Linked DNA regions of Homo sapiens: region 1 is linked to region 2. The links are chromatin loops, found by intact Hi-C in ENCODE. Cell type or tissue: heart right ventricle. All regions are shown on one strand. Links, peaks and the distances in the headings refer to the core of each region. The heading gives the core; the rest is flanking DNA. Region 1 holds the start of LOC124903571 (serine-aspartate repeat-containing protein I-like). Region 2 overlaps REC114 (REC114 meiotic recombination protein).

What was found. A loop is a pair of places that touch in the nucleus more often than their neighbours do. Peaks named below come from ENCODE experiments on the same cell type or tissue, not always from the same donor. Only the 100,000 strongest peaks of a DNase experiment are listed, where the experiment ranks them.
Region 1: a loop joins it to region 2, with 4 times the contacts of the local background. A loop is called at or near these places in 9 of 110 quality-filtered maps.

What each region holds. Positions count from the first base shown.
Region 1 is chr15:73,366,031-73,382,549 of GRCh38, forward strand. It overlaps LOC124903571 (serine-aspartate repeat-containing protein I-like), which reads left to right and starts at 10,060. Exons shown (of 3, transcript XM_047433430.1): 1 at 10,060-10,418; 2 at 10,508-12,332. The coding sequence starts at 10,060. It overlaps HCN4 (hyperpolarization activated cyclic nucleotide gated potassium channel 4), which reads right to left and starts at 2,928. Exons shown (of 8, transcript NM_005477.3): 1 at 1,456-2,928. The coding sequence starts at 2,240. RefSeq lists an enhancer at 8,235-12,487. In heart right ventricle, for the core only: no CTCF peak of the experiment used is centred there; DNase peaks (open chromatin) are centred at 8,741 and 10,045; H3K27ac peaks cover 2,054 bases; H3K27me3 peaks cover 195 bases.
Region 2 is chr15:73,512,855-73,520,854 of GRCh38, forward strand. The region is part of intron 2 of REC114 (REC114 meiotic recombination protein); the gene reads left to right. Among named protein-coding and RNA genes, the nearest start is that of NPTN-IT1, 53 kb to the right of the region's middle. In heart right ventricle, for the core only: no CTCF peak of the experiment used is centred there; no DNase peak of the experiment used is centred there; H3K27ac peaks cover 2,384 bases.

The DNA.
Region 1 (16,519 bases), core at 5,234-13,233, 140 kb before region 2:
CAGACACCGTTCCTGATGGGAGGGTCCCACATTTGCTCACACAATTTGATGACTATGGCTGTCTGTTTAGCCTGCCCTCTGGTCTCCCTAGTCTTCTGGGAATGGGAACCCTGGAGATATTAGGGTTAGGAAGAGCAGTCTGTCAAAGGAAAAAAGGGGGGAGGGGCTCTGTTCACTACCTATTTTAAGCCACCGAGTGTTGTCTGACTGGTCATTCCCAGTGCGAGAAATCTCTCTCATTGGATGGAAAATGGCTTTGCTCTCATTACAAACCCAGCTTCCCTGGAGTTTGCAAAGAGGGCTCTGGGTTGGCAAAATGCTCATTTTTATAGGCAGGCAACTAAGGTAGGCAAGGAAGGGAGATAAGTAGGCGGCAGGGCCCAGAGAAAGAGAGAATGAGAGAATTAAACCCAGCTTGAAAAGTGTTTCCCAGACCTTCATCACAATCTCATGCATCACGAAAGCCCAGAGGGGCACTAGGGAACCTTAGGACCTTGACTTAGGTAAAGGCATCCCTGATCCCAACCCTAGAAACAACCAACAATCCCTCTTTTTGCACAAATATGCCCACAAGCTCCCAGTGGTATCTGCTGTTCAGTGGCATCCGACTCAAGTGATGTGGAAGGGGGCAGGGTCCCTCTCCCTGACTGGCAGTCATACCTTGTTTGGGGACCCACGAGTGGCCCATGAGAGACCAAGCAGATGCTGGAGCTTGGGTCTCTGGGGTATGGATGGGCCACTGGACAAGCATGGGACACAGGACAGCTGCTCATCAGTCAGAACACCAGGCATCTTCACCCATCACTATGAGCAAGGTCATTCAGCCCTGCCGCTCTGGATGCCAGCTGCCCAGGGTGCCTGCTCTTGGCCCACCACTCAGCATGAGGAGCTGAGCTCAGGGTTACGGTGGGTGCAGGGGGTTTTCATCCCGGCCTGAGGCCCCAGTGACTTCGGTCCTCCAGGGACCCGGCCGCAGCTTCCCAGGGCACCAGAAAGCAGACATAAATGCCTGCTGTCAGCACCCAAGGAGCTGGCCCGTTGCTAAGAGGTCTGTCTCTCTTCACGGCCCTGCTCTGCAGGCTGAATGACCCGGAGCTGCCTCTAGGATGGCCATCCTGACTCTGCAGCCTTGAAGGGGGAGGAGGAATATGTGGCTTAAGGTGGCAGAGCCCTATCCTGGCTGCCGGCAGGGGTAGGCCAGGCTCAGAACACCTTTTCATTCTGTCTCCAATGCAGCCCAGACCCGAGAAGACCAGTGACTGAACCCAGAGGAAAGTTCCCCCAGCGCGGTGCAGGAGGGGGCCTGGGGGTGTCTCGGAGCCTAGAGGCGCCCTGCCTCTCTTGGAGCTCCCAGCGCAAGGCAGGAAAGTTAACTCCGGCTGGGAGGCAGGGTCAGGAGGAGGCATGCCTGCCACCGCGCAGGGCACCCACAGGATCATCGCTGTGGCCCCTTACCTGAAGTCACTGTAGGGGTGGATAATCCAAAATCCGGCCGACTTGACCCTCTCCTGTTCGCGCTCCACGGCTTTCTGGCTGCCGAACATCCTTAGGGAGAATTTGTTGACCCCGGGTTGGAGCATGGCCCCGAACTGGCGCTGCATGAAGCCGGCCTGGCCCAGGCGCACCTCGGCCTCCGGGAGGATCTGGTCGCCGGCAGCCGCGCCTCCCTCCACTTTGATAGCGGTGTCCACCGAGGGCTGCTCGCAGGAGGCGGAGGCCGGCTGCGGTGGCTGCTGGGGCGGCGGCGGCGAGGCTGCGGGCTGCGCCGAGGCGCCGGGGCGCTCGGGCTCGGCCGCCAGGCCTGGGGGCGTCCTGTCCTCGCCGGGGGACGCGTCGCCCTCGGCGATGAGCCGCCGCTCCTCCGCGGAGTCATGCAGGTGTCCGTGACTGCTGCCGCTCCCCGTGCCGCCGCTGCCGCCGCCCCGGCTGCCCAGCGAGGCCAGGCTCCCGCGGAAGCGCCTGCAGTCGCCGTTCGTGCTGGACTTGCCCGCGCCGCGGGCCGGCCCTTCGCTGTCCGCTGCCCCGAGGGCCGAGCTCCGGGACTCCGTGCCACCCGCGGCCGCCGAGGGGGAGGGCGAGGGCAGTGGCCGCAGCCGGATGCTCCTGCGGCTGGGGTCTTGGCGGCCCCCGGCCCCCTCCTCCTCGGCGTCCTCTTCCTCGTCCATGATCCACGCCTTGGCCCCCACCTGCTGCGGGAGGCTGTAGAGCCGCTTGCGCATGGACGGCGGCAGCTTGTCCATGGCGCCAGGGGCCGGGGTCGGACCGGGCCGGGGGCAGGAGCGCGGCGCCGCGGACGGGCTCCAGGTCCGCCCGCCGGTCAGTCCGCCCGTGGGGACGCGTCCTTTGCCGCCGGCGTGGGGGCAGCCTCAGGCGCCCATGCTTGGGCAGGCTGCGCGCCGCGGGGAGGATCCTAGTCCCGCTCCGAGTCCCCGGGCTCGCCGCGCTACACCTCCTCCCGGGCCCGGCTGGGCGCGGGGACCCCGCGCTCCCTTCTTGCCTCCCTCCCTCCCTCTGGCGTTCAGGGGCGCGGCGCGCCGCCCGGCTCCAGGCGCCCCGCCCCCGCGGGGAACAATGGGCGCCGGCCGGAGAGGCTCTGCGGCCGCGGCGCTCAGGGAACCGCTCCGGAGTGCAGAGCGCACGGCCCGCGCGGGTCCCGGGCGTGCGTCCCGCGGGAGGGCTGGCTGTCCGTCTGTCTCGCCGCCCGGGCTTTGTGGCTGGCCACCCGCGAGCTCGCCTCGCCTCCTCTGCCCCGGCCCGTCCGGCCCGTCCCGGGGCTCCCGCCGCAACCGAGCGGAGCCCAGCGACCCGCCGGGCTTACATCAGCGGCCGCCTCCCCCGAAGCGCCCTCCGGCAGCGCTCGGGCTCCCGCGCCCCGGAATATTCATGAAGCCGCCGCAGCTCGCGGGTTGCCATAGGAGCGGCTCCAGCAGCCGGGCCTGCCTACCTGGGCTTCTTAAAGGGGCAGCGGCGCACGGGCCGGGGGCTGGAAAGGGGCGGGGGGCGGGCCTGGCAAGGGGCCCAGGTTAGACCCTCGCTAGACCTTCGGGGCCGGGGTGAGAGGTATCCACACTGCTGCGCCCTTAAATCTCTTTCCTGGGCTAAGCTGGGAGTGCGCCCCAAGTCTGAAGCTCCGGCTTCAGTTGCGAATTCCCCATCCTAAGATTGAAGGGTGGGGGGTGGCTTCCCAATTTCTCCATCACCAAGCTCTGGGCTCGCCTTTCCCTGGCATTTTTGCCCCTCAGCTGGGTCTCCGACTTTCCTCTTGGGAGGCGACCGGGTTCGTCTGGATGCAGAGTCCCGGCCTTCCCGCAACCCTCCTGGAGAGGGGGCTTCCGGAAATGCGCCGCGTCGGGGAGGCTCCCACGGTTTTCCTGTGACATGGGCAGGGTGCGAACCCCGCGCCAGTCTTTCCCCTGCAAAGCCTCGCAGCAGCCAGGCAAGGAGGGCGTGGGGAAACAGGGAGACACGCACAGGGCGCGCGGGTGGGACCCAGCCCTTCGAGGTAAGACTTCGAGGAAATGCGCCGGCAACAGTGACGGATGCGAGATCCGAACGCCGACCTCCGCACGCGCCTCTCCCTCGGTAGTTCCGAGAAAGGGACAAGCCGGCTGCAGCGGGGAGCGGTTGGGCCGGTTCCTCGGACGCCCCAGCACTCTGGAACTGGCTTTGGAGCCCCTTCTCCCTGTGTTCCCATCCACATTATGACACCTACTATGTGGACCCACGCTGGGTGAGTTCCTGTTCCACCCAGTCCCCTACCTGCACCCCCAAGCAGCTGCACAGCCCCCACTCCCTTCCAGTCTGCAGCCCAGCCCCCTTCCCCCCAACCCCCGCCAAGGATCCAACTGTGTGTCCTCTCTCCCAGTCTCTCCCAGTGTACAGTGTCCGGGCTTATGGACAGATTTCACTAGCTCAGCCTAAGGTATAGCCCTACCCCCTCCAACACCATGGACAGCCTGATACCCCAGATTAGCTCAGAAATGGATAGGGGGACAGATTGGGCATTAAGGGGAGGGGAGTTGTCCAGAGAAGGCTGGAGCCGAGGTTAATGCTGGAGCGGACACACAGCAAAGTCTCACAGGAGGGAGGCAAAAAGGTCCCCTGGCTCTGCCATCTCTCTGAGGAATAACATCAAGTTTTTCTTCAAATGATTTTTTTACTCTCATTCTTAGCCCAATGTGACCACTTTCGCCTCCTCCATCCAGAGTAGGAATTTGGAGAGCAGGATGCGGGGCGGGCAGCCTAGCAGGGGCTCTTCTGCTCTACCCACTGGACCACAGGACCTCCCACAGTGAGAGGAATGACTAGGGTGATGACATCACTGGTAGCTGGCATTTTTACTTTTGAGCAGCTCTGAGCTGACAGTTCTCTGCACAGATGCTGGAAGCCTAATCCCTGAGTGTCCTTGGGTCTCCTTGAGAAGAAGTGTTCTTAAAGAGCTGTGAGCCCAGCCTGCCCTGGTCTACCAGCCACAGGAGGGAAGACCTCCATTTAACACACTTCTTTGAGCTTCTTTGTCTAGCTGGGAGTTAGTCTGCCTTAACCCCGCTCAGGAAGTCAGCCCATATAGGCTTCCCCATGACCTATGGTAGAGACATCTCCTCCTCTGGGAACCCTTTCCTAATCACCAAAACCTTGGTCATGTCCCTGCCTTTGGTTCCCATGGCCCATTAGCTCCTGTGACCCTGAGCACTGATTACACAGTGCAGTCTGTGCCCTGAGGGTGGAGCAGGTCCACCTTATCTCAGGGACCTCTCCACCAACACAAGGGTGGACAGAAAGCAGATTAATAAGTTTCAACTCTACAAATGAGTGAGGGACCCTAGAAGTTAGCTAATGGCATTGGAGGGGATGCTTGGAGGAGATGGAGGATAAGACCAAAATTCTGCTTCCTGGGATACTGCTGCCACAGGCCGGCCAGGGGTCAGGATCTCTTAATTCCACCCTACCAGCACCTCACTCGCCCTCAATTTCATTAGTGGCACCCATTCACGACCATCTAGGACCAACTTTAGGTGCAGCAATGACTATTAGATAAATCAGGCCCTTGATAAACCCTGATGAGATCTGGCTTCTCCTGCCTCCTTTATGTGGAAACCCTAATGGAGGACACTGGTGGTGTGCCAACAGTCCAGGGGACAGAGGAGGAGCAGCCCCAGGTCTTGCCCTTGATGGGCTTCAAGTTGTGAGGAAGCTAGACTCATTCTCAGGAATAGGGCATGAAAATAGAGCAGGAAAACTGAAGACAGGAAAGAAATGTATATTAAATCATGTCCCCAACCATGAGAGATTTCAGAGGGAGCTATTGCTGGCCTTGGAGTAGCTAGGGAGGGTTTCCTGGAGGAGGGGGCCAGACTTGATGAGAGACATATATCTAACACTTTACAGTTTACACCTTTTTGTTGTTAAACCACATGAAATTTTGATTTTTGTGAGCCCAATATTGTCAAATTTTGGCAATTTCACGTGAGTCAACCTGACATTCTTACTCCCATTTGCAGGCAAGAGAACTAAAGCACAGAGAGGTCAAGAGGCTTGCCAAATGCCCCATAGCAAGAAAATGGTGAAGCTAGAATTCAAGGGCTCCACAGGGCAGGCTGTGCTCTACTGCCCATCTGCTCATGCAGGTGGGGTAGGGGGCAGGCACAGATGGAGGAAGGAGAAGGAGAGAGAAGGTAAAGAATGGGGAGAGAATAAATAGGACTCCCACATTCTGTAATCTCCCCATTGCTCCACCTGGGTCTCACACCCTCTCCTTTCCAGCACTGCCTAGAAGGCCTGGGGTCTGCTCTGGTTCCTTTGATAACATGGTAGCCAGGCCCTGGGGACCCCAGCAAGGGGAAGGCCCTGTCTCAGGACTGAAATATATGGAGAAGACCTGCTGCTCTCACCATGGGTGGGGGACTAGGGGACTTTGGAGACAAATGGGCTGCTGCAGTGCTGCAGCGGGCCTGGATATTCCTGGAATGCAAATGTAGAAAACATCTGAGTCTAAGAGAGAAGGGGACTGGGGAGGATGGGTTTCCTTCCCTGGAACGGACACTGAATATCAGTGAAAGTTAGAAGACCTGCTGGGAGTAGAAGTGGAGAATGTAGCTGATTGTATAAATCAACCTCAGACCTTATTTGTGGGGGACCTAGATGGGCAGAGGGGGATGGGAAATTCTGGAAGCTTATTTGCTTATGGGCAGAGGGCATTGTTCTTGCTTGGAGAGGCAGCTCTGGGGTAGGGCAGTGGCTCCCACAGCCTGCAATGCCAAAGTTTTGGCCAGTTCTGCTTGAAATGAGATGAAAACACACACACACACACACACACACACACACACACACACACACACACACACACAGAACAATGTAGGATATTTTAGGTTAAGGTTGCCAACTGTCCTTTCTTAGAAGGCTGTCTTTATTCTAAGGTTATATCCTTGCTACATTCTCTGTGTTAAAATGCCCTTTTATGAAATCATGGTGCTGGAAGATGCTGTTTTTTCAATGTCGTTGGCTAAATAAAAAGTTGGCACTGGGTTCTGTGTTTGTTCCGAAAAATCATTTTTGAAATGTTATTGATCTATAAGTTCCAAAAGTCTGGGAACCCCTGTTGTAAACAATAGAGCATGAAACTGAAAAACAAAAGCTGGAGAATTAAGTACTTCTCTGTCAGTTACTGCCTGTGTATGCCTCGATCTTCCTCGTGTGTAAAATGGGTTTAATGATATGCACCTCAAAAGTTATTGCTAAGACTACATGAGAAAATGAATGCACCTAGCATAGCATCTCATTTGTAGTAAGTTCTCAGTAAACACTGAATGATGAAATGATGGAATGAAACCTGCATTACCCAATGGAGAGGAAGGCTCCTGGCCTTTGGAATCCAATTTAGGTCATATCATCTTAAAACTTTCTGTTGGGATGAAAGGGATGTTTTATACAAGATTCCTTCCTTTGAACTCTCCATCCCTGACAAGCCCTGGCTGGGTCTCCAGAAGGCAGACTTCCTTCTCTCTGGGACAGGACCTTGCTGTGGCCCCAAGCTCTACAGCAAGCTTGTTCAACCCGCAGCCCACAGACCACATGCAGCCCAGGACAGCTTTGAATGCAGCCCAACACAAACTTGTAAACTTTCTTAAAACATTATGAGATTTTTTTGCGATTTTTTTAGCTCATCAGCTATTGTTAATGTTAGTATATTTTATGTGTGGCCCAAGACAATTCTTCTTCCTCCAGTGTGGCCCAGGGAAGCCAAAAGATTGGACACCCCTGCTATATAGGCAGCTGCTAACTCAGAGGGCCACATCGTTGACCCTGTGCTCAAAACCCTCTGAGAAGGCTGGGGGTGGTGGCAAGTGGTATCCATACATACATGCCACTTCATCTTTTTGCTCAGTGTAGATACAGTCCTGCACTTCTGCTCTGCCCCAAGGCAGGTCTGCTCTGTAGGGCTGGACAGGGATCAGGGACATATAGACTTCCTGCTGGGAGTCCTGACCTGGAGACAAGGCCTCCAAGAAAGAATACTGGAATCAGCACCATGCCCTCAGGTTTTCTGTCCTGAGGCTTCCTGATAAAGAAGCTGGAAAAAAAAAAGAAAGAAAGAAAGAAAGAGAGAGAGGGAGGGAGGGAGGGAGGCAGGGGGAGAGAGAGAGAGAGAGAGAGGGAGGGAGGGAGGGAGAGAGAGAGATAGAGAGAGAGAAAGAAAGAAAGAAAGAAAGAAAGAAAGAAAGAAAGAAAGAAAGAAAGAAAGAAAGAAAAAGAAACTAAGAAACTGGAAGGGTGGAAGGGGAGGGGACATGCAGGGAGCAACCAGACTGGATATAGATGTTCCGGGAAACAAACCAACCAGCCAGAGTTGACCAAGCCCTTGGGTGCCCAACCCTGTGCACAGCTACACATGGATGGAGGCCAAGAAGGCAGAGATATGCCCTAGCTTGGGCGATACCTGGTCTGGTCAAAGCAGCAAAAGATCATCCCAGAGGTTTGTAATCAAGAGTCAAAGGGAGTGGTTCAGAAGCTCAGGGCAATGATCCTCTTGAGTAGAGTCAAGTTGGGTTCCCTGGAGGAAATGGAAAGTGGTTAGTGTGTGTGTGTGTGTGTGTGTGTGTGTGTGTGTGTGTGTGTGGATGTGTGCACGCGCACATGCTTATTATGGAGGAAAGAGTGAATGGAGTAGCCGGGCATGGATAAGGCCTGCAGCATTCTCACAGTGGGGTCATCAAGGATAGAGCTGGGGGCAGGTGTTCAATTCACCTGCAACAGCCTTTGCCCTAAGCTAGCCCTGAGAGAAAGTCCTGCTGTATTATACTCAGTCCTTCTGGTCCCCCTCCTCCCAGTACCCTCAACCCCAGTAGGTGACACTTGCTACAAAAAAGCACTGGGAGCCCACATGCCCATCACATCAAGGTGTTAGTGAACAAGAGACCCCCTATAGGCTCAACTTCCTATTGGGCTTGCCATCTGCTTTCTCTTCAGTTCTGCCTGGTTTCTTTAGGATCTAGGAGCATGAGCTATTGTATTGTCCTCTTCTCTATCCCCTGCCTCTGTGCAGGACTCCACCTGTGAGCCCCTGGACCCCAGCAGAGCCCAAAGCCCTTTCATCTCTAGGCCAGCCCCAGCTGCATTGCCCTTGATCTGTCTACTCCACACCAACCCGGATGCTCGACTGTTCCCTGGGGACTCTGCCAGGGCACTGGGTGGGACCTCTTCCCCCTCCCACCTCGGGGAGCCTGGAGGAAGATGTGCTGACAGCTCAGCCAGGTCTGGACTGTGTCTCTGTGTCCTTCTGGGGCTCCAGGACGTCTGGGCCACCTGGACTCAGAGCCAGGCCAGAGAGGGAGGCACTGGGAGGGGGAGGCCCTGAGGTGCCAGCTGAGCAGAGCTGCCAAGAAATAAGTACCACAGACTCCTCTGTTCGAAGTCTGGAATTCACGATATATCAGGGATGAAGTGGGTTCAGACAGGGGCCTCTGGGGTGGTTTCACAGCTTGGGCTGGAGGCGCCAGGAAGGGAAAGAAGGAAGAGACAGAATGGACTGGGAGAGGGGGGAAGAGACTCTGAAAATGGGGCTGGGTGCGGTGGTAGAAAGAGAGGTGGTGGACAGCTGGAGAGTTGGGGCTTTTCCTGGGACCCTGAGATGGCCCAGGGACTGGACTTGGCTCAGTCCCCCACTAACACTGGGCTCCTCCGCTCCACCCAGCCTTGCCCAGGCAGTCCTCCCTGCCATGCCCTCAGTCCTCTCCCCGACTTATCTATGTTTTCTTCCTCCCCCAATTTCACATGATCCCTTTTCTCTGTTCAACGTGTGGAGTACCTGTTATCTGATGCTACATGACCCAGTCCCTAATCTCCAGGCATCTCCAGGCTATGGCAAGGATAAGACAGACTCAAGACTTCACATAAGGAAGCCAGGGACGAGGAGCACGTGATGTGGACAAGAGGCTAGAGGGCCGAGGGGGGAGGAGGAAAAGCGTGAGGAGGGAGCAGGGGAGATGCTCATGTCTGAAGTAGTTTTGATGCAAGCAGGTGTGACTTGTAGAAGTGGAGGCAGGGAGGTGGGGCACGCCAGGTGCAGGGCCCAGTGTGAGCAGGAGAGCAGCAAAGGGAAGCCCCTGCCCTGGAGTGGGTGAGCACCCTGGGAGACCACAGTCCTGGGGGGTCAAGGAGTGGGGAACGCGAGGACATGAGGGTGGGTGGCTCTGGAAGCCGTGAGGAATGCTGAGGGCGACTGGAGACAGGCTTTTGCGAGGACCATTGGGTTGTGCCCTGGGAGCCCAGCGCTGTGCTCAGCTCTGCTCAGAGCGAGCAGGAAAAGAACAAGACACAGTCCCTGCCCCTGGAAGCTCACAGTGGGGTGGCGAAGATGAAAGTAATGCTGTGAAACAAGTCATCCTGCCAGAAGCAGGGGCCTGGACCCCTGACTGCTACAGGGACAGGGACTGAGCAACAGCCAGGCTGGAGTTTAAGAGAGCTGCTCTCTCTGGTTCCCTGCAAAGCACATCTTTGTACAAGCCCCAAGGCCCAGCCTCCCTCCCACAAGCCCCATGCCTCAGGGTAACCTGCTATTACATGAGCCTTCTGCTGGATGCCTTCCAGAAAGAGACACTCCACTGTGTAATGAGAGCTGTGCCCCAGGCCACCCTGCAGGATCCAGAGAAGAGGCAGAGCCAGGGAGAGGGCAATGGAGACTGCCACATAATCTATGACAGATGTGGTGACAGGGGCTGTCATGGAGGCTGTGACAGAGACTGCGGTGTGGACTGTGATACACACCGTGACAAGGTCTGTGATACAGACTGTGACAGGGACTATGACAGAGGCCGTGATAGAGACTGTGACAGGGGCTGTGACAGAGACTCTAACAGACGCTGTGATAGAGACTGTGACAGAGACTGTGATAGAGGCTGTGATAGATACTGTGACAGGCTGTGATAGAGGCTGTGACAGGGGCTGTGACAGAGGTTGTGATAGAGGCTGTGACAGGCTGTGATAGAGACTGTAATACACACTGTGATAGAGGCTGTGATAGAGACTGTGATAGAGACTGTGACAGAGACTGTGACAGAGGCTGTGATAGAGGCTGTGACAGAGGCTGTGACAGAGGCTGTGACAGAGACTGTGATAGAGGCTGTGACAGAGGCTGTGACAGAGACTGTGATAGAGGCTGTGACAGAGGCTGTGACAGAGGCTGTGACAGAGGCTGTGGTAGAGGCTGTGACAGAGACTGTGACAGAGGCTGTGACAGAGGCTGTGATAGATACTGTGACAGAGGCTGTGATAGAGACTGTAATGCAGACTGTGATAGAGGCTGTGATAGAGGCTGTGATAGAGACTGTGATAGAGGCTGTGACAGAGGCTGTGATAGAGGCTGTGAGAGAGGCTGTGACAGAGGCTGTGATAGAGACTGTGATAGAGGCTGTGACAGAGGCTGTGATAGAGACTGTGACAGGGGCTGTGACAGAGGCTGTGATAGAGACTGTGATAGAGGCTGTGACAGATGCTGTGACAGAGGCTGTGATAGAGGCTGTGATAGAGGCTGTGACAGAGGCTGTGACAGAGACTGTGATAGAGGCTGTGGTAGAGGCTGTGGTAGAGGCTGTGACAGAGGCTGTGACAGAGACTGTGACAGAGGCTGTGACAGAGGCTGTGATAGATACTGTGACAGAGGCTGTGATAGAGACTGTAATACAGACTGTGATAGAGGCTGTGATAGAGGCTGTGATAGAGACTGTGATAGAGGCTGTGATACAGACTGTGACAGAGGCTGTGATAGAGGCTGTGACAGAGACTGTGACAGAGGCCGTGACAGAGGCTGTGATAGAGGCTGTGACAGAGACTGTGATAGAGGCTGTGACAGAGGCTGTGACAGAGGTTGTGATAGAGGCTGTGACAGAGGCTGTGACAGAGGCTGTGATAGAGGCTGTGACAGAGGCTGTGACAGAGGCTGTGACAGAGACTGTGATAGAGGCTGTGACAGAGGCTGTGATAGAGGCTGTGACAGAGGCTGTGACAGAGGCTGTGACAGAGGCTGTGATAGAGACTGTGACAGGGGCTGCGACAGAGGCTGTGATAGAGGCTGCGACAGAGGCCGTGATAGAGGCTGTGATAGAGGCTGTGACAGAGGCTGTGATAGAGGCTGTGACAGAGGCTGTGACAGAGGCTGTGATAGAGGCTGTGACAGAGGCTGTGATAGAGGCTGTGACAGAGGCTGTGACAGAGACTGTGACAGGGACTGTGACAGAGGCTGTGAGAGAGGCTGTGACAGAGGCTGTGACAGAGGCTGTGATAGAGACTGTGACAGGGGCTGTGACAGAGGCTGTGACAGAGGCTGTGACAGAGGCTGTGATAGAGGCTGTGACAGAGGCTGTGACAGAGACTGCAACAGAGACTGTGAGAGAGGCTGTGACAGAGGCTGTGATAGAGGCTGTGACAGGGGCTGTGACAGAGACTGTGATAGAGGCTGTGACAGGGGCTGTGATAGAGGCTGTGACAGAGGCTGTGACAAGGGCTGTGACAAGGGCTGTGACAGAGACTCTGACAGCGACTGTAACAGGAATTGTGACAGGGGCTGTGACAGAGGCTGTGTTAGAGGCTGGGACAGAGACTCTGACAGGGACAGGGACAGGCACTGCGATGGGGACTGGGACAGAAATGTGACTAAATCTGGAACCACAATCAGAGTTGGGACAACAGTTCCTGGAGCCCGGGCCCACACTCCCACGGTCGACAGAGCAGTTGGCGGTGACAGCAGCAACACAGCAAACACAGAGGCCCAGCCAGGCCCAGGCATTTGTGGGGACGCCAGCAGGCTGAAGCTGCCGCGGGAAGACAGCGAGAGGGAGGTGAGTGAGGCTGGCGCCCACCCAGCTCTGCCTCGGATGTCTGTGTGTCCACAGGCGAGTTCCTGGCCCTCTCTGGGCCTCAGTTTCCTTGATAGTGCTTACCATGGGGACAGATCAGATTAGAGTGTGGTAAGTGCAAACGTGCACTGACTGAGGGTCCCAAGTTACTCTCAGGGGTCTCTGAATCTCCAGAGTCTCCCCAGGCACAGCCAGCTGATTGAATCCGTAATGCGCCTCCCACACATATGAACAACCATCTACCCCATGTGTGCAGTGCTCTTGTGAAGAACGAAACACAAATTTGTTTTAAAATGTAAGATAATTCATAGTCATGATCGTAACTAACATTTATGGAGCACTTGCTCTGCGCAAGGTACCACACCAAATACTTAGCATGGATTAGCTCATGTAATCCTCACTAGAGCTCTGTCAGGTAAGTGGTATTTTCCCCATTTTACAGATGATTAAACTGAGGCTTAAAGAGGCTGACCGAGTTGCCCAAGTTCCCAAGGCTAGAGGAAGAGCCAGGGTTTGAAGACACTTCTGTCTGACCCAGTCTGGGCTCCTATCCTCACTCACCATGAGCAACTCTCTTAATCACAACTGCTATTGTGTCAGATACACTTGAAGTTCAAAGTCAAAAATGTTTTCATTGAAAAAGGGGTCTTCACACTTGAATTGGCTGGGACCTACCGGGAAGCGTTCCTTCAGTGCGTGGGCACTTCTGGTATTTCTGGAACTCTATCTTCTCTCTGCCCCTGCCTGAGGCACTAAGTTGGGGATAAGCAGGATATGATTTTCTGCCCTAAGAGAGCACAGAATAGCTGTAACGATTTCAAGGACTGTGTTTGTTTTTGCACCTTGTGCTCAGGATCTCACTTTGAGCTGTGCAGAGAAGGCCCTCACACCCTGCTGTCCTTGAGGGTTGGATCCTCATTCTCCCAGATGCTCCTTGGTTTGGAAGTGAGGTGGGGACCCCCATGGCTCCTCCCAGACCATCACTCTTCTACCTTCCCATAAAACTCCTCACCCAGCCGGGCGCAGTGGCTCATGCCTGTAATTCCAGCACTTTGGGAGGCCAAGGCAGGCGGATCACCTAAGGTCAGGACTTCAAGACCAGCCTGGCCAACATGGTGAAACCTTGTCTCTACTAAAAATACAGAAATTAGCTGGGCATGGTGGTGGGCACCTGTAATCCCAGCTACTCAGGAGGCTGAGGCAGGAGAATCACTTGAACCTGGGAGGCAGAGGTTGCAGTGAGCCACTGCACTCCGGCCACTGCACTCTAGCCTGGGGGACAGAGCGAGACTCAATCTCAAAAAATCAAACAAACAAACAAAATCCCTCTTCACCCACCTGCTCCTCAGAGGCTCCCACAGCTGGTCCCCTCATGGCTGTCACCAAGGCATCTTTCCCACTGAATTTCCGCCTTCATGGAGGGGGCTCCCCATGAACCTTGGCCCTGGCTTCTGATTTCAGTGGCCTTCTTCTCACCCCCAGCCATCCACTCCCATGGCCTCAACCTAGAGATGCTCTACCTCTACGATTTAGGCTGACCTCAGCCTCTGCTCCTTCCACCTGCTCTCCGGGCCCTCCCTTTACACCTGCTCATCAAGGGCAGTGAGAGCTGCAAAAGAACTCTCAGCACATAATGACTCCACCTGAACCCTTGCACCCAGAGACTTAATAAAACTCTAGCATCGTTTCTAACAGCTCAAAGCAGCATCACTAGATGATGACTCCAGTGCTTTAAAGTCCCTGCCTGGGAAAGCTCAAGATGGCCAAAAGAATTTATTGTTTGTTCCAGTCGAGGGCCCCTGTCTCCCAGTCTCTGTGGGAGGGCACTTAACTTTGATAAGTGCCAGTCACCAAACCTAGCTTGCCTGGTCATATAGAGCAAACTCCTGTTTTTGCCCTTCAATGCCTGTTGCCTGGCTCATCCCACTTTAAAAAAAAAGCCTTTTGGCCTTTGTTTTGAAGAAGTTGAGTTCAGTTCATGCTGAACCCTTTTCCCTATTGCAATAGTTATCATTGAATAAAATCTGTCCTTACCATTTTAACTAGTGTCTAGGTTTGTTTACCTTTGACAATAGCAAGTTCTGTGCATCCGCCCCTTCCGCCTTCAGTCCCTTCCCTTCCCAGTTTAGATACCAATATCTACCACCACAAGCTTATCTTGCCAGTGTCCTCAATTTCTTTGCCTCTTGGTTCTTTTTGTCTGTCAACCTAGAAACTCCAGCTCTGACCTTCTCTGCAGGCACACCAGCTACAGCAGGCCTGAGAGGCAGCCAGAGAAAATCACATAGCCGCACAGATTTGTTCATTGTCTCTGATGTGCCTCTATGCCTGGCAATCTGACTGTGTTTTCCTTATCTGCCATGTCTTCATTCTGTTCCATCAGTGTCTGAGTCTGCACAGTGTTGCTATGACAGAATACCACAGACTGGGTAATTTATAAAGAAAAGAGATTTAGTTGGCTCATGGTTCTGGGGGTTGGGAAGTCCAAGAGCATGGCACTAGCATCTGGTAAGGGTCATCCTGTGGTGGAGGGCTGGAGGGCAAAGGCAAGCATGTGAAACAGAGAGGAAGGGGACCAAACATATCAGGAGCCCAATCCTGCAATAATGGCATTAATCCATTCGTGAGGGAGTAGCTCCTATGACCTAATCACCTCTTAGAGGCCCCACCTTTTAATACAATGGCAATTAAGTTTCCAACACACAAACTTCAGGGGGACACATTCAAACAATAGCAACCAGTTAACACTTCTCCCCAAATCTCAGCCTTCTGATCAAATCTCTGCTATCCAAAAAAAAAAAAAAAGTGTCCTCCTTGAACTTCACTGTCCCTTTCTCTCCTTCCCATCACATCTAAACCTCTCAAGAGGGTGGGCTTCATTTGCTTTCCTTTCTCAACTCCCACTCATTCCTCAGCCCATGCAGTCAGGCTTCACTACCCATGGTGTCTTCAGCAAGACCACAAATGTCCTCCTGAGTACAAAGTCCACCTTTTTTTCCTTTCCTTATTGACCTTGGAGCACCATGCCATGCTGCTGACCACCTCCCCCTTCTTGAAATACCCCCTTCCCTTGACTTCAGGGACACACACTCTTCTGATTTTCTTTCTACATCTCTGGCCAGTTCTCAGGATCTTTTGTGTCCCATCCTCTTCTACTGGCTCCTCACATGTGGGTGATATCCCTGACTCTATTGTATGCTCTTTTTTTCCCCCACGGGGTCTCTCTCCCTGAACGCCAGACCCTTGGCTTCAGTTGCCATTCATGCCTTCAGCCCAGACCTCTCCTGTGGGCTCCAGACCTGCTTATTTGGCTTCTTGGATGTGTTACAAGCAGCACACACTGAAAATGTCTAAACATTCACACTCTTCTCCAAAGACCCCTGCTCTTCCTGCTCAATGAACGAGACCACCATCATCCGGTGGCTGAAGCCAGAAACACTGGCATTATTCCTGACTCCTTCCTCTGCCCCAACATCCCATCAGTTCAAAAGTCTTATTTCTCCTTCATAAATATCTCTCAAATATGTCCACTTCTTACCATATGCACTGACACAACTTCAGATGATTTCTTGCCTAGGCTATGGCAACAGCCTCCTAACTGGCCTCTCTGCCTCCAGCCTTGCTCTACTATAATCCATTATCCATGATGCTACCAGAGTGGTTTTTCAAATGTAAATCTAGCCATATCTGCTTAAAACTCCTAACAAATATCACTGGCCTTAGGATAAAGTCCAAACTCCACTGGCAAATAAGCGGCTCGGTGGTCTGGCTGCTGTTGCTCCCTCAGCCTTCCCTCCAACCAGTGCCCTCCTGACCACTGCACTGTGTGCTCATGCATGTCCATGGGCTTTCTGCTGGTGGTGATGGTGGCGATGTCATTCATGGCAGTGGAAGCGATCAGATGTCAGTTGTTGGTGATTATGGTGGTAACTTTAAACCACTGCCCATCACATTTTCAAGGCGATCTTTGGAGGCTGACTTCATCCAACAAATATTCCTCGCTCCTATTTCCTGCAGGGTTAATTATGCATGCCCATCTCAGATCCACCTCCATCCAGGACTGTTTTAGGGCTCTCTGTTTGGGGCCCTGGCGAGCTCCCACATTGACTCTTGGTTATCAGCCTGAACCTATGTCCAGCGTTCATCTCTTTCTGGCCTTCAGTTGAGCC
Region 2 (8,000 bases), core at 1-8,000:
TTTCTCTCTGGCTGCCCTTAACATTTTTTCCTTTATTTCAACTTTGGTGAATCTGACAATTATGTGCCTTGGAGTTGCTCTTCTCGAGGAGTATCTTTGTGGCGTTCTCTGTATTTCCTGAATCTGAACGTTGGCCTGCCTTGCTAGATTGGGGAAGTTCTCCTGGATAATATCCTACAGAGTGTTTTCCAACTTGGTTCCATTCTCCCCATCACTTTCAGGTACACCAATCAGACGTAGATTTGGTCTTTTCACATAGTCCCATATTTCTTGGAGGCTTTGCTCATTTCTTTTTATTCTTTTTTCTCTAAACTTCCCTTCTCGCTTCATTTCATTCATTTCATCTTCCATTGCTGATACCCTTTCTTCCAGTTGATCGCATCGGCTCCTGAGGCTTCTGCATTCTTCACATAGTTCTTGAGCCTTGGTTTTCAGCTCCATCAGCTCCTTTAAGCACTTCTCTGTATTGGTTATTCTAGTTATACACTCTTCTAAATTTTTTTCAAAGTTTTCAACTTCTTTGCCTTTGGTTTGAATGTCCTCCCGTAGCTCAGAGTAATTTGATCGTCTGAAGCCTTCTTCTCTCAGCTCGTCAAAGTCATTCTCCATCCAGCTTTGTTCCGTTGCTGGTGAGGAACTGCGTTCCTTTGGAGGAGGAGAGGCGCTCTGCGTTTTAGAGTTTCCAGTTTTTCTGTTCTGTTTTTTCCCCATCTTTGTGGTTTTATCTACTTTTTGTCTTTGATGATGGTGATGTACAGATGGGTTTTCGGTGTGGATGTCCTTTCTGTTTGTTAGTTTTCCTTCTAACAAACAGGACCCTCAGCTGCAGGTCTGTTGGAATACCCTGCCTTGTGAGGTGTCAGTGTGCCCCTGCTGGGGGGTGCCTCCCAGTTAGGCTGCTCGGGGGTCAGGGGTCAGGGACCCACTTGAGGAGGCAGTCTGCCGGTTCTCAGATCTCCAGCTGCGTGCTGGGAGAACCACTGCTCTCTTCAAAGCTGTCAGACAGGGACATTTAAGTCTGCAGAGGTTACTGCTGTCTTTTTGTTTGTCTGTGCCCTGCCCCCAGAGGTGAAGCCTACAGTGGCAGGCAGGCCTCCTTGAACTGTGGTGGGCTCCACCCAGTTCGAGCTTCCTGGCTGCTTTGTTTACCTAAGCAAGCCTGGGCAATGGCGGGCGCCCCTCCCCCAGCCTCGCTGCTGCCTTGCAGTTTGATCTCAGACTGCTGTGCTAGCAATCAGCGAGACTCCGTGGGGTAGGACCCTCCGAGCCAGGTGTGGGATATAGTCTCGTGGTGCGCCGTTTTTTAAGCCGGTCTGAAAAGCGCAATATTCGGGTGGGAGTGACCCGATTTTCCAGGTGCGTCCGTCACCCCTTTCTTTGACTCGGAAAGGGAACTCCCTGACCCCTTGCGCTTCCCAGGTGAGGCAATGCCGCGCCCTGCTTCGGCTCGCGCACGGTGCGCGCACCCACTGGCCTGCGCCCACTGTCTGGCACTCCCTAGTGAGATGAACCCGGTACCTCAGATGGAAATGCAGAAATCACCCGTCTTCTGCGTCGCTCACGCTGGGAGCTGTAGACCGGAGCTGTTCCTATTCGGCCATCTTGGCTCCTCCCCCGCCACAGCACAGTTTCTAACCTTTGACCCAATTCTATTTCTCCAAATCTGTCTTAAGATAATTTAAGATACAAAAAAAAGTATACATTTAAAAATGTCTGTCACAATGTTATTCCTAATAGGGATAAAGTGGAAGTATTCATAATGGGCAACATTAAAGTAATGGTTTTTACAAATCGTTGGTTCTATATGATAGGCATTAAAAATTATAATCCTAACAAAAAGGTAGCAGTTTGAAAAAAACGCTTGTGCTAAAATAATGTTAAGACAGCAAAATTCAGAATATAAGTATACTTTAATAACAATGATAAAATATAAAGAAAGACTAGAAGAAAATACTTTAAAAGGAGAAAACAGGAAGGTATATTTATCTGCTGTAATTGGCATAAGTTTAAGTACAGTGGCTAAGACTCCTTTCTCAAAAGTGCTCTAATGGGCACTACTGCCTTTAACACTCTGATTTTTTTTTTTTTTTTTTTTGAGACAAGGTCTCACTCTGTTGCCCTGTTGCCCAGGCTGGAGTGCAGTGATGCCATCATGGCTTACTGCAGCCTCAACCTCCTGTACTCAAGTGATCCTCCTGCCTCACCTTACAGAGTAGCTGAGACTATAGGCATGCACCACAATGCCTGGCTAATGTTTTGTAGAGATTGGGTGTCTCTCTGTTGCCCAGGCTAGTCTCAAACTCCTGCATCAAGCAACCCTCCCACCTTGGCCTCCCAAAGTGCTGGGATTACAGGCATGAGCCACCATGCCTAGCCAGATTTCTTTTTCTTTAGATATATTTAATACATCCAAATAACTTATTGTATTATCTTTTATCTTTTGGTAGGAGTCTGGGAGATTTCTCCAACAGAACAATCATATGATTATTTTTAAAATAAAAATGTTTACATATTCCAGCAAACATAATATCCATATTCTTACGGGTTGCTGCAGTTATTGTATTGGTGATGTTGCTTACAAATTTTCAAGGTATTTTGGCAGACAACTCTTGTGGGCTTTTAGGGCCTGAATTGTGTCTCTGCCCATATTCATATGTTGAAGCCCTAGCCCACAAAGTGATGGTGTTTGGAAGTGGGGGCCTTTGGGAGGTAATTAGGTTTAGGTGAAGTCATGAGAGTGGAGCCTGTGATGAGATTAGTGCTTTTATAAGAACAGGAAGAGAGAGAAATCTCTCTCCCTTCTCTTGGTGCATGCACTGAAGAAAGGCCATGTGTGAGCACACAGCAAGAAGGCAGCTGTCTACAAGCCAGGAAGCAAGCCGTCACCAGACACTGAACCTGCCAGTATCCTGATCTCAGAACTCCCAGCTTCCAGAAATGTGAGAAATGAAATATCTGTTGTTTAAGCCACCCTGTCTCTGGTATTTGTTATGGCAGCTTCAACTGACTAAGATATGGGCTAACTTTTATGAATATAGGATGTGTTGAAGGCACATGATAGCTACTTTTATATTTTGCGCATAATCCATTTTACTAACAAGGAACTGAACATGAAGGCCAGTCTCTAGCTTTTTCTTTTTTTTTTTTTGGAGACAGAGTTTTGCTCTTGTCACCCAGGCTGGAGTGCAATGGCACAATCTCGGCTCACTGCAACCTCCGCCTCCCAGGTTCAAGTGATTCTCCTGCCACAGCCCCCCAATAGCTAGGATTACAAGCACCTGCCACCAGGCCCAGCTAATTTTTGTATTTTTAGTAGAGACAGGGTTTCACCATGTTAGCCAGGCTAGTCTCGAACTCCTGACCTCAGGTGATCTGCCCGCCTCGGCCTCCCAAAGTGCTGGAATTATAAGTGTGAGCCACCTTGCCTGGCCTCTAGCTTTTAACTATTAATAAAATTAAGGTTCTGATTGTTAGTGTTCTAAGCATCTGGGGGTTTTAGAAAGATACTCGCCACCAGCCTGAAAATAACCCACCAAGAACTTTTATGATCTTCAAAAGTCTAGAACAAGAGAAACAAATTTCACACAGAGTTAAATGGTAAAAATCAAAGCCAAGGTATGGAAAGATCTCCCAAGGAGATAAGATTGCTCCCAGGCTGAGTCCTGAGAAGTAAATTGAGATAAGTCTGCAGAACCTTGGAGGTTGTATTGATGAATGCGGTACTCCATGCTATGAAGTAAGACAGCATTCTGGGCCAAGTCTTACTCAAAGAGAGGTGCTATAAAGCTATAAATAATTTTTATACTCTTGTTACCCAGGCTGAAGTGCAATGAAGCAGTCTCGGCTCCCTGCAACCTCTGCCTCCTGGGTTCAAGCAATTCTCCCGCCTCAGCCTCCCGAGTAGCTGAGATTACAGGCTCCTGCCACCATGCCAGGCCTATTTTTTATTTTTAGTAGAGATGGGGTTTTACCATGTTGGCCAGGCTGGTCTTGAACTCCTGATCGGAGGTGATCTGCTGGCCTTGGCCTCCCAAAGTGCTGGGATTACAGGCATGAGCCACTGTGTCCAGCCATGTAAAGGATTTTTATATGCTCCAAAGTTGGAGTATTTTGTAAAACACTCCATCGATTTCATTCATCCCAAAATGTGTACTGGGGAAGGTGAGGAGGGAGTTGAGAGAACCTCACTAGGACACAGGCTTGTTCTGTGTCCACAGACCCCTGTCTTAAGAGGTTTCAGGTCCTAGAATGTCTTTATGATTTCTTGGCTGTTTATGATCTTCAAGTCTTTTATTTAGCAATTAGGTATGCAAGTGTTTATATACTTCACCCTTCCCACTTCTTTGTAGGTCATATAAAAGATTTAGTCTTTAGCTTGAGAGAAATAGGAAGCTATTGAAGAATTCTAAGCAAGGGAGTGACAGAGTCAGTTACGTTTTTACATAAAAAAGGTATCTCTCAAACAAAGAAAAAAAATTTTTTTAAAAGGTATCTCTCACAGTGTTGTGGAGAAGAGGAAGAGTGGGCAAGAAGATACATGAAGCCTACTTAGGAGGCTGTTTTAGTAAATAAAGAAGATGACAGCTTGGACTACAATGGAATAGATTTATTTAAAAGATATTTAAGAGCAAAAACCAATCGGACTTAGTGGTGTTTTAGAAGTGAGGGGGGGAAAGAGAAGTGAAGGAAAACTTTGAAGTTTCTGGTTTATGCAACTCAACTGAAGGTAGCCTCATTTACTGAAGTTAGGGACTTTAGAGACGAGCCAGGCCTGGCAGCAGGCATGTGTGATGACCACCGCCCTGGTGTCAGACAGTTTGAATTGGAGGTGTTTTTGAGACACTCAAGCAGGGATGTCAGTTCCACTTGTCCTCATTTACTATTTAACAATTAGCCCTTCTGGTTCTTTGAAGGTCAGAGAAGGCTGTGCTAGAGATATGATTTGGGACTCACAGATATTTAAATAGCAATTGAAACTGTGGATCTGGTGACCATAGCCTGGGGGAGGGTAAAAGAATGAACAAGGGAAAGAGGAGGTTGAAGAGAATAAGATCAGAGTAGGCAAAGAAGGAACTGCCACATGTAGGAGGAAAACTAGGAAAGGGTGTGATCATAAAAGCCAAGACAAATGTTTCACAAAGGAAGCAGTGGTTAACTATGTTGAATATTGCCGATGCTGATAAAACATTTAGATAAAAAACCAATTTGTTAATTGCTATGTTAAATGAGGAGATGTGGAGTTTTTAAAATGGCATAGCAATTAGATAGGGAAATTTGGATAATGAGCAGTTAAAGAAATGAATTACGTTTGCTATTATACTTCTTAAGCTGAGTATTAAACTCTTTGTGTTGCAAATAACAGAAACCCAACTCAGGTTCTTTTAAACAAAGTAAATAACTTATTCCTTCATGGATTTGAAATATCCAGGATAGGAGTGGCCTCCAGCACAACTGAGTCAGGGGCTTAACCAATATTGTTAGCTGTGTCTCTCCCTGTCTCTGCCTCTGCCTCTCAGCTCCGTTTTCCTCTGGAAGGATCTCTCTGGTGGTTCCTGGCCACATCAGGCTTTTCTGATCCTTACAATAAATAACCCTAATGGAAAGAGAGCTCCTCCTTCCTAGTTCTAGCAGGAGTCCCAGGATTTACTTAAATTTTACTAATTTAAATCACATCCTTTTTCATAACCTAATTACTTTGGTCAGAAGTAATTAGATATGCTGACAGGCCAGGCCTGAATCACCTGCTCACCCCTGGAGGTGGGCCAGGTGAAAAGTAGCCTTGTCTGAATCACATGGGCTCTGAATAGGGGGAGGGGTGATCTCCCAAAGGAAAACCGAAGAATGCATGCTGGGGATACAAAAACAACAGACAGCTATTTTAGCGGTAAAAAGAAGCCTTTGGCCCAATACATTTGAATAACTGCTTCTGCAATATACTTTATAGGTAATCTTTTGACCTAAAGGATGAATGGATGTATTTGTTGTTATAACTTTAAAAGAGCTACAGGGTCTGATTTTTAAGACTAAAGAAAGGTTGTAATTATTTTTGCTGCATGTGCTGCTACCGTGGGGCTGAATACTAACTAATCTTAAAGACACATTGAGGCCAAAACAAGCCCATGAAAAATGTTCAGCATCAGTAATCATTAGAGAAATGCAGATCAAAACCACAATGAATTATCACCTCACACCCATTAGGATGGCTGCTATAAAACAACAAACAAGCGAAACAGAAAGTAACAAGTGTTGGTGCTATGGTCTGAATGTTTGTGTCCCCCTAAAATTCATATGTTGAAACCTAATCCTCAATGGAATAGTATTATAAGCATTACATAGTATTAAGCACCCTTAAGAGGTGATTAGGTCTTGAGGCCTCTGTCTTCATGAATGGGATTAATGCCCTTATAAAAGAGACCCCAGAGAGCTAGCTAGCCCCTTCCACCATGTAAGGACACGATGAGAAAATGTCATCTTTCAACCAGAGAGCAAGCCCTCATCAGACACTGAATCTGCCAGCACCTTGATCTTGGACTTCCCAGCCTTCAGAACTGTGAGCAATAAATTTCCACTGTTCATAAACCACCAGTGTATGACACTTTTATTATAGCAGCTAGAATGGACTAAGACAGTTGGCAAGGATGTAAAGAAACTGGAACCCTTATACACTGTTGATGGGATTGTGAAATGGTGCAACCTCTCTGAAAAACACTATGGCATTTCCTCAAATAATTAAAAATAGAACTACTATCTGATTCAGCAATCCCACTTCTGCATCTATATCCAAAAGAAGGAAAGCAGGGTCTCAAAGAGATATTCGTACACTCATATTCATCGCAGATTATTCACAGTAGGCAAAAGGTAGAAGCAACTCAAGTGTCCATCAGTGGGTGAATGAGTAAACAAAATGTGGTATTTACGTATAATGGAATATTATTTATCCTTACAAAGCAAGGCTGTCCTGTCATGCTACATAGATGAGCCTTGAGGACATTACGCTAAGTGAAATAAGCCAGTCTCAAAATGACAAATACTGTATGATTCCTCTTATATGAGATGTCTAAAGTAGCGAAACTCATAGAAACAGAGTAGAACAGTCATACTAGGGGCTGGGGGAAAGGAAAAATGGACAGTTGTTATTTGATGGGTATAGAATATTAGTTTTTTTTGCAAGATGAAAAAGTTCTGGAGATCTGTCGTATAACACTGTGAATGCATATATAATATCACTGAACTGTACAGTTAAATATGGTAAAGATAGTTTTATATGTGTATCTTACCACAATTTAAAAAAATTCATGACACATTGACTGATTCAACAAATTACATAAATAGATGGTCCTTATGGACTAATTGTATCTCTTTTTTTTTTCGTTTTGGGTTTTTTGTTTGTTTGTTTGTTTTGAGATGATCCCTGTAGCCCAGGCTGGAGTGCAGTGGCACAGTCTTGGCTCACTGCAACCTCTGCCTCCCGGGTTTAAGCAATTCTCTGCCTCAGCCTCCTAAGTAGCTGGGATTACAGGCGTGTGCCACCACACCCGGCTAATTTTTGCATTTTTAGCAGAGACGGGGTTTCACCATGTTGGCCAGGCTGGTCTTGAACTCCTGACCTTGTGATCCACCCACCTTGGCCCCCAAAGTGTTGGGATTACAGGTGTGAGCCACTGTGCCTGGCCTATTGTATTTCTTAATAAGGATTGGTGCACGTATCCAAAGGCAAGGGGTTTTCAGGGGTTGAATTTGTTAGAAGATGTACCTAGCACCCCATCACGAACCTCCCTGCCCCATTTTGCCCTGGATATGCCTCTGAACTATGTGGTTGTTGTACTTTGCAGTGGTATTAATAGATTTGTATGATTAACCTTATTTTTCCTGGTTCTCTTTTAAATAGTCCATTTGTGTTATCAGTAACTATCTTTTAAAAGAGTATTTCTAAATCTTTCTAGGAGTTTGCAACTCATTATATTTGTTTATTAGAAATTAACCCACACTTTCTTTTGCCA